Regions from separate parts of the Homo sapiens genome. Here region 2 is linked to region 1. The links are chromatin loops, found by intact Hi-C in ENCODE. Cell type or tissue: Calu3. All regions are shown on one strand. Links, peaks and the distances in the headings refer to the core of each region. The heading gives the core; the rest is flanking DNA. Region 1 has its middle 33 kb from the start of MAP3K13. Region 2 overlaps MAP3K13 (mitogen-activated protein kinase kinase kinase 13).

What was found. Peaks named below come from ENCODE experiments on the same cell type or tissue, not always from the same donor. Only the 100,000 strongest peaks of a DNase experiment are listed, where the experiment ranks them.
Region 2: it touches region 1 in a loop (2.1-fold over the local background); 1 of 110 quality-filtered maps calls a loop at or near these places.

Annotation. Positions count from the first base shown.
Region 1 is chr3:185,328,291-185,332,692 of GRCh38, forward strand. It overlaps a transcript of MAP3K13 not described here. Among named protein-coding and RNA genes, the nearest start is that of MAP3K13, 33 kb to the right of the region's middle. RefSeq lists an enhancer at 4,336-4,395. In Calu3, for the core only: no CTCF peak of the experiment used is centred there; DNase peaks (open chromatin) are centred at 561, 1,708, 2,281, 2,541 and 1 weaker place.
Region 2 is chr3:185,418,374-185,422,775 of GRCh38, forward strand. The region is part of intron 1 of MAP3K13 (mitogen-activated protein kinase kinase kinase 13); the gene reads left to right. It also overlaps the pseudogene RPL4P4. Among named protein-coding and RNA genes, the nearest start is that of MAP3K13, 57 kb to the left of the region's middle. In Calu3, for the core only: no CTCF peak of the experiment used is centred there; DNase peaks (open chromatin) are centred at 338 and 2,588.

The sequences.
Region 1 (4,402 bases), core at 149-4,148:
TATAGCTTCTGAGGAGGAAGGGAAAGTTGTCTTTTTGTTTTTTGTTTTTTGAAATGGAGTTTCAAAAAGGAGCCTCAGCCTCCCGAGTAGCTGGGATTACAGGCACCCACCACCACACCCAGCTAATTTTTGTATTTTTAATAGAGACAGAGTTTCACCATGTTGGCCAGGCTTGTCTTGAACTCTTGACCTCAGGTGATCCGCCCGTCTCGGCCTCTCAAAGTGCTGGGATTACAGGCGAGAGCCACTGCAGGTGGCTGGGAAAGTTTTATGAGAGGAAAGCAAGATATTTGAAGCTCAGAGGACTATCCTTTTCTTTTTTCTTTTTTCCAGGAACATATGGGAAAGAAATCCCCTCGGAAACCAAAGCCCAGCCATCGGAGATTTTAAGATTTTTCAGGCTTTCCTTATAATCTTCCTTACATTTGTCTCTTTAAACACATTTAAGTCGACCTTTGAGAAGTTGCTGATAAGCAGTTATCAAACAAGAGTTAGAGTAACAAACCCTCCCACCTCGCTGTGTTGGTTGGTAGCTTCCAAGGCCACTGTAAATGTGTATCAGTGTGAACCTGATCCAGAAACAGCCAGGAAGGGAGCAAAGTTTAGTTTAGTCTGTGAGGAAACTGGCGGCTGCTGGTAGTTCCATGCTGTCTGTTCAGACTTCAGCTTGGTGTAAGTAGTTTTTTTTAAAAAAAACTATTATGACATTTTCATATAAAAAGGATTGTAAGAATAATTTCCATCAAAGATTAAATCAAGTTTCTACCTGGCTCTAAATCTTAGGGATTAGAACTACTGAAAAGAAAGTTTCAGCACTCAGCAGTAGTTTTATTTTTTTTTAATGGAAAAGAAAGCCGTGAGGTGTATCAGCAAGTGTGCTGCTAAAACAGGTCCCGTGTGCACGAAATGATTTCTAATGTCTTATGTTGAGTGCAAGTGTTTACAGTTAGAAAATAAAAGTGAGTATGTACCTAGTGCCGAGAGATTGTTTCTAAGCAGTGCTTAGATTTATCCTCATGTTCTTTCCAGTTGCTTTTCCTCTGGTTTAGATTCATAGTTACAGATTCATGTCAGCAAATATTTAGCAGTCTCTCAGATCATTAAATTGGAGGTTTTGATGTTCAAAGAAATTAAAAGAATGAGAATAAAGTAGAACTTAATATCCTGTAACAAGATGTTGGGATCCAAGATTTAAGAGCAGCAGAATGTATTTTCAAAGAGGAAGAACTTTGTAAAACAGAAGTGGCAAGCAGCCTGAGGTTTCACGCAACTTCGGAGAAATCTGTTTTCTTAAGATTTGACATCTGTATGGATTTTTCAGACTAAATTCCCAGTACTATGGTGCGTAAAATGAGTTTCATATATGAAATTAGAGTTGCCGTGTTTCAGCTCTTCTGTCTTGAGATTAGGATCCAGGAACTACACATTGTTACACAAACATATTGACTTTATTAATGCAGCCATGAGAATGTTAAGGTCGCATGTGGTGTTGGAAAGGTTGGTATTTTCTATTTCCCTTTTACCACAATGCATTTTTAAAAAACCTGGTACATGACAATTATATGACTTTTAACTATATAAAAGGTCGAATTAGCCAGTAGCCTTTTTTTTTTTTTTTTTTTTTGAGACGGAGTCTCGCTCTGCAGTGGCACAATCTTGGCTGACTGCAAGGTCCGCCTCCCGTGTTCAAGTGATTCTCCTGCTTCAGCCTCCCAAGTAGCTTGGATTATAGGCGCCCGCCACCATGCCTGGCTAATTTTTTTTTTTTTTTTTTTTTTTTTTTTTTTTTTTTAGTAGAGATGGGGTTTCACCATGTTAGCCAGGATGGTCTCGATCTCCTGACCTCGTGATCCACCCGCCTCGGCCTCCCAAAGTGCTGGGATTACAGGCGTGAGCCACCGCGCCCGGCCTAGCCAGTAGCCTTTCAAATCACTGGAGGAGTGCTCAGAAGAGAGATTATTTATATAGACGTTCACTGGGTTTCCCCTTCCTCTGTCTTCATCTCAGACCTCAGTCTGTTTCTCTATCCTGCTTCTTGTTTCTGCTGTACTGAGCGGGAGCTCAGATCATGGTGCTGGGCCCCAACTGAATCTCGGTGAGATGGAATCCAGGACGCGTTGTCCTAAGGCTCTAGGGCTACAATGAACTGAAAACCTTAACTCACCCTCTAGCTTTCTGAATCTCGTGATTCTAGCCTCTTGAGCTGATTAACTTCTCCAAGTCAATAGCTTCTGCTGGGCCAAGTTCCTCATTTACTTGTTGGTTGAGGAGAAGGAGTGGAGGGCTGGGGGGTGTCCTGGGAAAGAAGCCAGTGTGGCAGGTAACATTGTTACTAGGGAAGCAGCTATTTTTCTCATGGGACTTGAAATGTTTCAGTCTTTTAACAACCTGGAAGGCCATACAGGTGTGTACTAGCCGCATGGTAACAAGCCCCTTTGAAAACAATGTTTTTAACCTCCAGTAGGTGCCCATACCATCCAGACCACTGCTCGTGCCCTACAAACCAGCCCTCAGGATCTGGCTTTCAAGCATGTGTTTTACATCATTGCCTGCCATTGTTCTCACTCAGGTTGCTCTAGCTACAAAGGTGTTTTGCTTTCTCTTGAACACATCAGACCTGCTCTTGCCTTAGGGCAGCTGCTGCCTAGAAAGCTCTTCCCCCTCATTGTTTCTTCCCAGCCTTCATTCGGGTCTCTATTCAAATAGCTCCTCCTCAGAGAGGCCTTCCCAGACTACCCTAACTAAAATGGCACCCTACTCCACTTCCACCATAACACTTTTTTTCTTTTAACCTAATTTACCTTTTTTTTTTTTTTTTTTGAGACGGAGTTTCACTCTTGTTGCCCAGGCTGGAGTGCAATGGTGGGATCTCGGCTCACTGCAACCTCTGCCTCCCGGGTTCAAGCGATTCTCCTGCCTCAGCCTCCCCAGTAGCTGGGATTACAGACATGCGCCACCATGCCCAGCTAATTTTGTATTTTTAGTAAGGAGATGGGGTTTCTCCATGTTGGTCAGGCTGGTCTCGAACTCCCGACCTCAGGTGATCTGCCTGCCTTGGCCTCCCAAAGTGCTGGGATTACAGGCGTGAACCACTGCGCCTGGCCTTTTCTTTTCTTTTCTTTTTTTTTAAGTAGCCACCTGGCAGTATTTATTTTATAAATTAAAAAATGTGTGTACATATATGTATGCCTGTGTGTGTATGTGTGTGTGTGTTGTGTTATGTAGGATATATATTTGGTCTTTCCCTCTAGAATGTAAGAACTTTGTCTTGTTCAGGGCCATATTGTCAGTGCCTAGGATAGTGCCTGCTTGACATGTAGTAGACACTTGGTAAATCGTTGTATGACAACTGGTGTCATTAAAATTTATTTCCAACCATAGGAATTTTTTGAATAGATGATATATTCACATTTCCAAGACCAAAACATATCAACTTCCCACTCCAGCCAGTTCTCCATCCATTCAGCTCCCATTCAGGGTCCCCAAACCACGGCTATTATTTTTCCATGTATCTTTCCAGAGTTTCTTGATATATGTAGTAAGGAAATATAAAAGTATAAATAGATTCTTATTTCCCTCCTTTTTACACATAACATTATACGTAATGTTCTAAATGTTTTCAGTTGTAATATATGTTGAATCTCTTTCCATGTAAGTACATAGAGAGTGTCCTCATTTTTAAATAGCTGCCTACTAATCCATTGTACGGATGTACTGTAATTTATATAACCAGTCACCTGTTGATAGACATTTTGGTTGTTTCCAGTGTCTTCCTATTGTAAACAATGCTGAAGTTCATAGCCTTGTACATGTATCATTTTATACATGCATACAGTATATCCATATGACTAAATTCCCCAAAGTAGAATTACTGGATCAAAAGGTATCATAAATATTGCCTAACTGCCTTCTTTAGGGATTGTACCAATGTGTACTCCCCCCCCCCATTATAAGAGTACTGTTTCTCATATCCTTGCCAACAGAATCATCAGACTTTTGGATTTTTGCCAGTTTGATAGGTTAAATAATGGTTTCAGCATAGTGTTTGTTTTTTAGAATTTACAATAAAATTTGTGTTGAAGTTTTAAAAACTAATTTTCATTTTTAATTGTGGTTAAAAATCCTATAACATAGGTAACCATTTTTAAGTGTACAGTTCGGTAGTGTTAAGTATATTCACGTTCTTGTGCAACAGATTTCCAGGACACTTCTGTCTTGTGAAACTGAAATTCTATACTCATTAAATAACAACTCTCCACTTCCTCCTCCTGCTAACTCCTAGCAACTACCATTCTACTTTCTGTTTCAATGAATGACTAGTAGCTATCTCATGTAAGTGGAATCACACAGTAATTATCCTTTTGTGGCTGGCTTATTTCACTTAGCCTAATGTCCTCAAGGC
Region 2 (4,402 bases), core at 109-4,108, 90 kb after region 1:
TGCTGGTAGGGCTGAGGCAGCCAGGGCAGAACAGATGGCATATCGTTTTTGGGTTGTGTTCACTCTACGATGCCAACGGCGCCAGGTTTTGGTTGGTGCAAACCTTCGGCCTCCACGACACATGTTTCCAAAAGCACCCTGGCCAGAGCGGTGAGTCCCACCACCTCGAACTCTGGGAATTCGAGCCATAGCTCTGCCAGTACCCCAAGACTCAGCACTGGTCTGATGACCTGCTAATTCACTGGCAGCGTAGGGCTGTCTGTTGTTTTTGCGCAAGTTGGTGTGAACAAAGTTCACAATATCTGGTCGAATAGGAGCCTTGAATACAGCAGGCTAAGTGACATTTTTGCCAGATGACTCCCCCTTTTCGGAGTACACCGATATCATTGGGCGAGCACACGCCATGGCGGAGAGAGGAGACAGCCACGCTCCTCTCAGCCCGGCTGCTGCCACAGGAAAAGCATGTTCTTGTCTTTTCATCTGTTTTGGGTTTCAGTTCTCTTAATCATGATCATTCTGCCTTTTCTAGAATCAAATGTGAATCTCATTAGTAGAAAAGGTAAAAACAAAATAGGAGTCATTAACTTTTGTTTGCTCATTGTCGTCTTTTTAAGTTCACTTTTATTTTCATTTTGAATTTATAATTCTTTTTTTTTTTTTTGAGACAGAGTCTCACTCTGTCACCCAGGCTGGAGTGCAGTGGCGTGATCTTGGCTCACTGCAACCTCTGCCTCCCGGGTTAAAGCAATTCTCCTGCCTCAGCCTCCTGAGTAGCTGGGACTACAGGTGTGCTAATTTTTGTATTTTTAGTAGAGCTGGGGTTTCACCATGTTGGCCAGGCTGGTCTCGAACTCCTGACCTCAGGGGATCCTTCCACCTTGGCCTCCCAAAATGTTGGGATTACAGGCGTGAGCCAGCACATCCGGCCTATAGTTCTTTTTATGCCTGTTTGCAAGCCTCAGCACACAGTGACAATTAGCTTTCCTGACAGTATCCTTAACATTTCACATCATTTTTCATATCTGAAAATATAGTGAAGTGGGCCCATTAATCTGTGCGTTTAAAGCAACAAGGATTTGTATTGAAAACCTCTGATTAAACAAATAATGCATGCTAATGGTAGAAATTTGGAAAAATATAGAAAACTTCAAAGAACAACAGTAATAACCACTGTTGACCTTTTAAACATAATTTCTTAAAATGCTTACTTAATTATACACATTTTAAATTTTTATGCCTATTAATATTTATATATTTAAAGGTACATATATGTCTGTATCTTATTTTTAAAACATTTAAAGTTACTGATTTTATCATTCATATGGCAGCTGGATTTAGGTCAGAAAATGTTGAATATTAATACTTAAAATACCATATATTATTTATTAAAGATTTATGGAGATAGCATTTATGATATGATTTATGGATAAATCATTCCTTTGGTCAAGATGTTTCACCTTTGACTTAAGGCATTTTTGAAGCCTCACAAGTTTCTATTTCTTGATAAATTTATAGACTACTACTCTGAAAATGAAGTATCTTTATTCATTTTAAAGCCTACAATAAACTTATTTTAACTGTAATCACAGTTGCATTTATAGGTACTGGTATTCAAAAGGTAATTTGTCACCATGGAGAATTTGCTTCTTTGTAATTTTTATTTTTTTGATGTCTCCAGCATACTTCAAGATTATTAAACATTCATAATCTTAACCGAAAATATAGGTACATGGTAAACATGGAATCAATATTTTTGAATGCATAATTGTTTCATGAAATATTATAAAGAAGATGAAAAGAGGTAGGTCAGTGGATTTTGTCGATTTGAGTTTTTATTGTTCCTTCAAATAGGCGTTTCAGGAGATGGTCCACAGTTAAGAGAGTAAGTAGGGATAAAGGCACGATTGTAGGCCATTCTTTTTACCTGATTTGAAGTCACATACTTCTAATCACACAACTCCATTCGAAGAAGCTAGCTAATGTTTTCAAAGTTCAAATTAAGATCTGGGTGACAGACCTCTATCCTGGAAAGATCATTTTATGTTATTACTATGCACAAGTAAAGTAATCTAAGTTTTAAAATGGGATTGATGCTCCTAGAAGCAGAAATTATTTTATGTTCTCAACTGCTATATGAATTTTAGAGAAATGACCAGAAGACTAAGATGGCAGTGTTGTATTCATTTTTAAAGATAGGCAAGAAGACGCCAAGTAAAGAGAAGATAGCTTAGAAAGAGCTCAGTGTCAATCAATAAATCTTGTAGCAATAATGCTTACTTTAATTTTTTATTCAATTTTAGTCACATCAAAAACTTTGTGGGGCTAAATTGTCCAAAATCTTTGATTTATTCATATTTATGATATAAAATTTAAAATCTGATCATTATAAAAATCCTCAATTAGTAACATGGGAAAAATTGTATTCTATGATAGAAATCCAAGAATTTAAGGGCCATTTGGCCACATTACCTCCTCCATTCCTCTTTCTCTCTACATTGCATCCTGGGATCTTGGCACAAAACCAAGGTAATTTCCAGAAATTGGCAGTGCCCTGCCAAATGCACAGCTGCTGCTGTCTCCAACTCTTGCCTACTAATTTTGCACAAACCACTTCCTCCTCTTGGGGCCAAGAAACTCAGAAGGTAGGGAAAGTGTTCCTCAAGGGCAGATACGGGAGCACTTCCTGCACCCTTTGCGGATCGGGACCTGTTGTAAGGGCGGCAGTAGCATCACCTCACCTACAGACCTTCCCGGAGTACTTTCTTTTTCTTTTTTCTTTTCTTTTCTTTTCTTTTTTTGTTTTGTTTTGTTTTGTTTGTTTGTTTTTGTTTTGTTTTCGAGGCGGAGTCTCCCTCTATTGCCCAGGCTGAAGTGCAGTGGCAGCATCTCGGTTCACTGCATTCTCCACCTCCTGCCTGGGTTCAAGCAATTCTCCTGCCTCAGCCTCCCGAGTAGCTGGAATTACAGGCGCCTGCCACCATGCCCAGCTAATTTTTTGTAGTTTAGTAGAGATGGGGTTTCACCATGTTGAGCAGGCTGATCTCGAACTCCTGACCTCAGGTGATCTGCCTGCCTCAGCCTCCCAAAGTGCTGGGATTACAGGCATGAGCCACCGCACCTGGCTCCCATAGTACTTTCTTTTGATAAGGGTGCCATTCCAAACTTGCCCTTTATCCCTCCAATGTTCCTTGTCTTTTTCCCTTTGACTCTCAACATTCAAAAATCTTGCCCCACTTCCTTTCTGTCTCCTTCTAATTTATACTAGTTTTGATTTCTTATGAATTGAAAGGACCAAACAATCAGTTCCCATGAGGGTACCTGAGCCAGATTTGCACAGGGAGAGAGGAACTGAGAGGGCAGAAGACAGCCAGAGATAGTGGAACCACCTGTGTTCCCGCAGTTTCCACCTAACAGTCTCTTCACTGTGCAGTGGCAGCGTGTGGGTGTGCATACAAACACAGGTAAAACTTAGGTATTTTTAGCTTCCTACACTCTTCTTAAATGTAGAGTCAGCTCTGATCATATTTGAATATAGCCATGGTGATGATTTTTCTTTCCCTTTGTTCTTGTACCTCTCTATTTCTCTGCCTTTGTTGGGACCCGTTGGACTAGATATTCTTGGTGAGCATGAGGGAAGCCTATTTGACTACACATCTTTATACACCCTTGAGGTTTACCTCACCTCTGCCTACTCTGAGAGCAGTCAGTGGGTAGCCTCCTGCTGGCCTGTGGATAGGCGCAGGGTCACCCCGCTAGGTAGGCACTAGTGTTTCCTTGGGAATAGTTTTAGTGCATCTAGAATAGCACTGGGACTTGCTATTGTTTTTGTCATCAGTGGCCATGATACCACGGCTATTTGTTTCTCTTCAAATAAACAAACAACCATGCTAGTGGAAGGAGCTGGGCTGAGGAAGGAGGACTCATCTCAGCTCTGCCACTGGTCAGATGTTATATTAAGCAAGTCGACAATCTCTCTGAAATTTGATTCTCATATGTGAAATAAGTAGGTTGAACCATATTCCTTGATTGTCCTGTTTTCCCCTGATCTCTTAAATATCAAACGCGTATGATGACTGTGATTAGACTCATTCTCATGCCAATGGGAACAGGTCCACTTTACATTCATCCTTAACCTGTTAGAGATAGGAAAAAAATTACAAAACAAACATGTGTTTTTCTAACTTTCTGTGTATGAGCCCATCCTAACATTATGTATTGGGCAGAAGTTCGGGATAAAAAATTGACAAAGTAGAAATTTACGAGGAATTAATATAAAGTCTGATAGTTTGATTCAAAAAAATAAATCACACAAGTAAGTGTTTGGCTGAAATTCACATATATATTTGGGTATGCAATTCATGTGAGCCAATAGCACGTAAGACTTGTGCTGTATAGCAGGGGT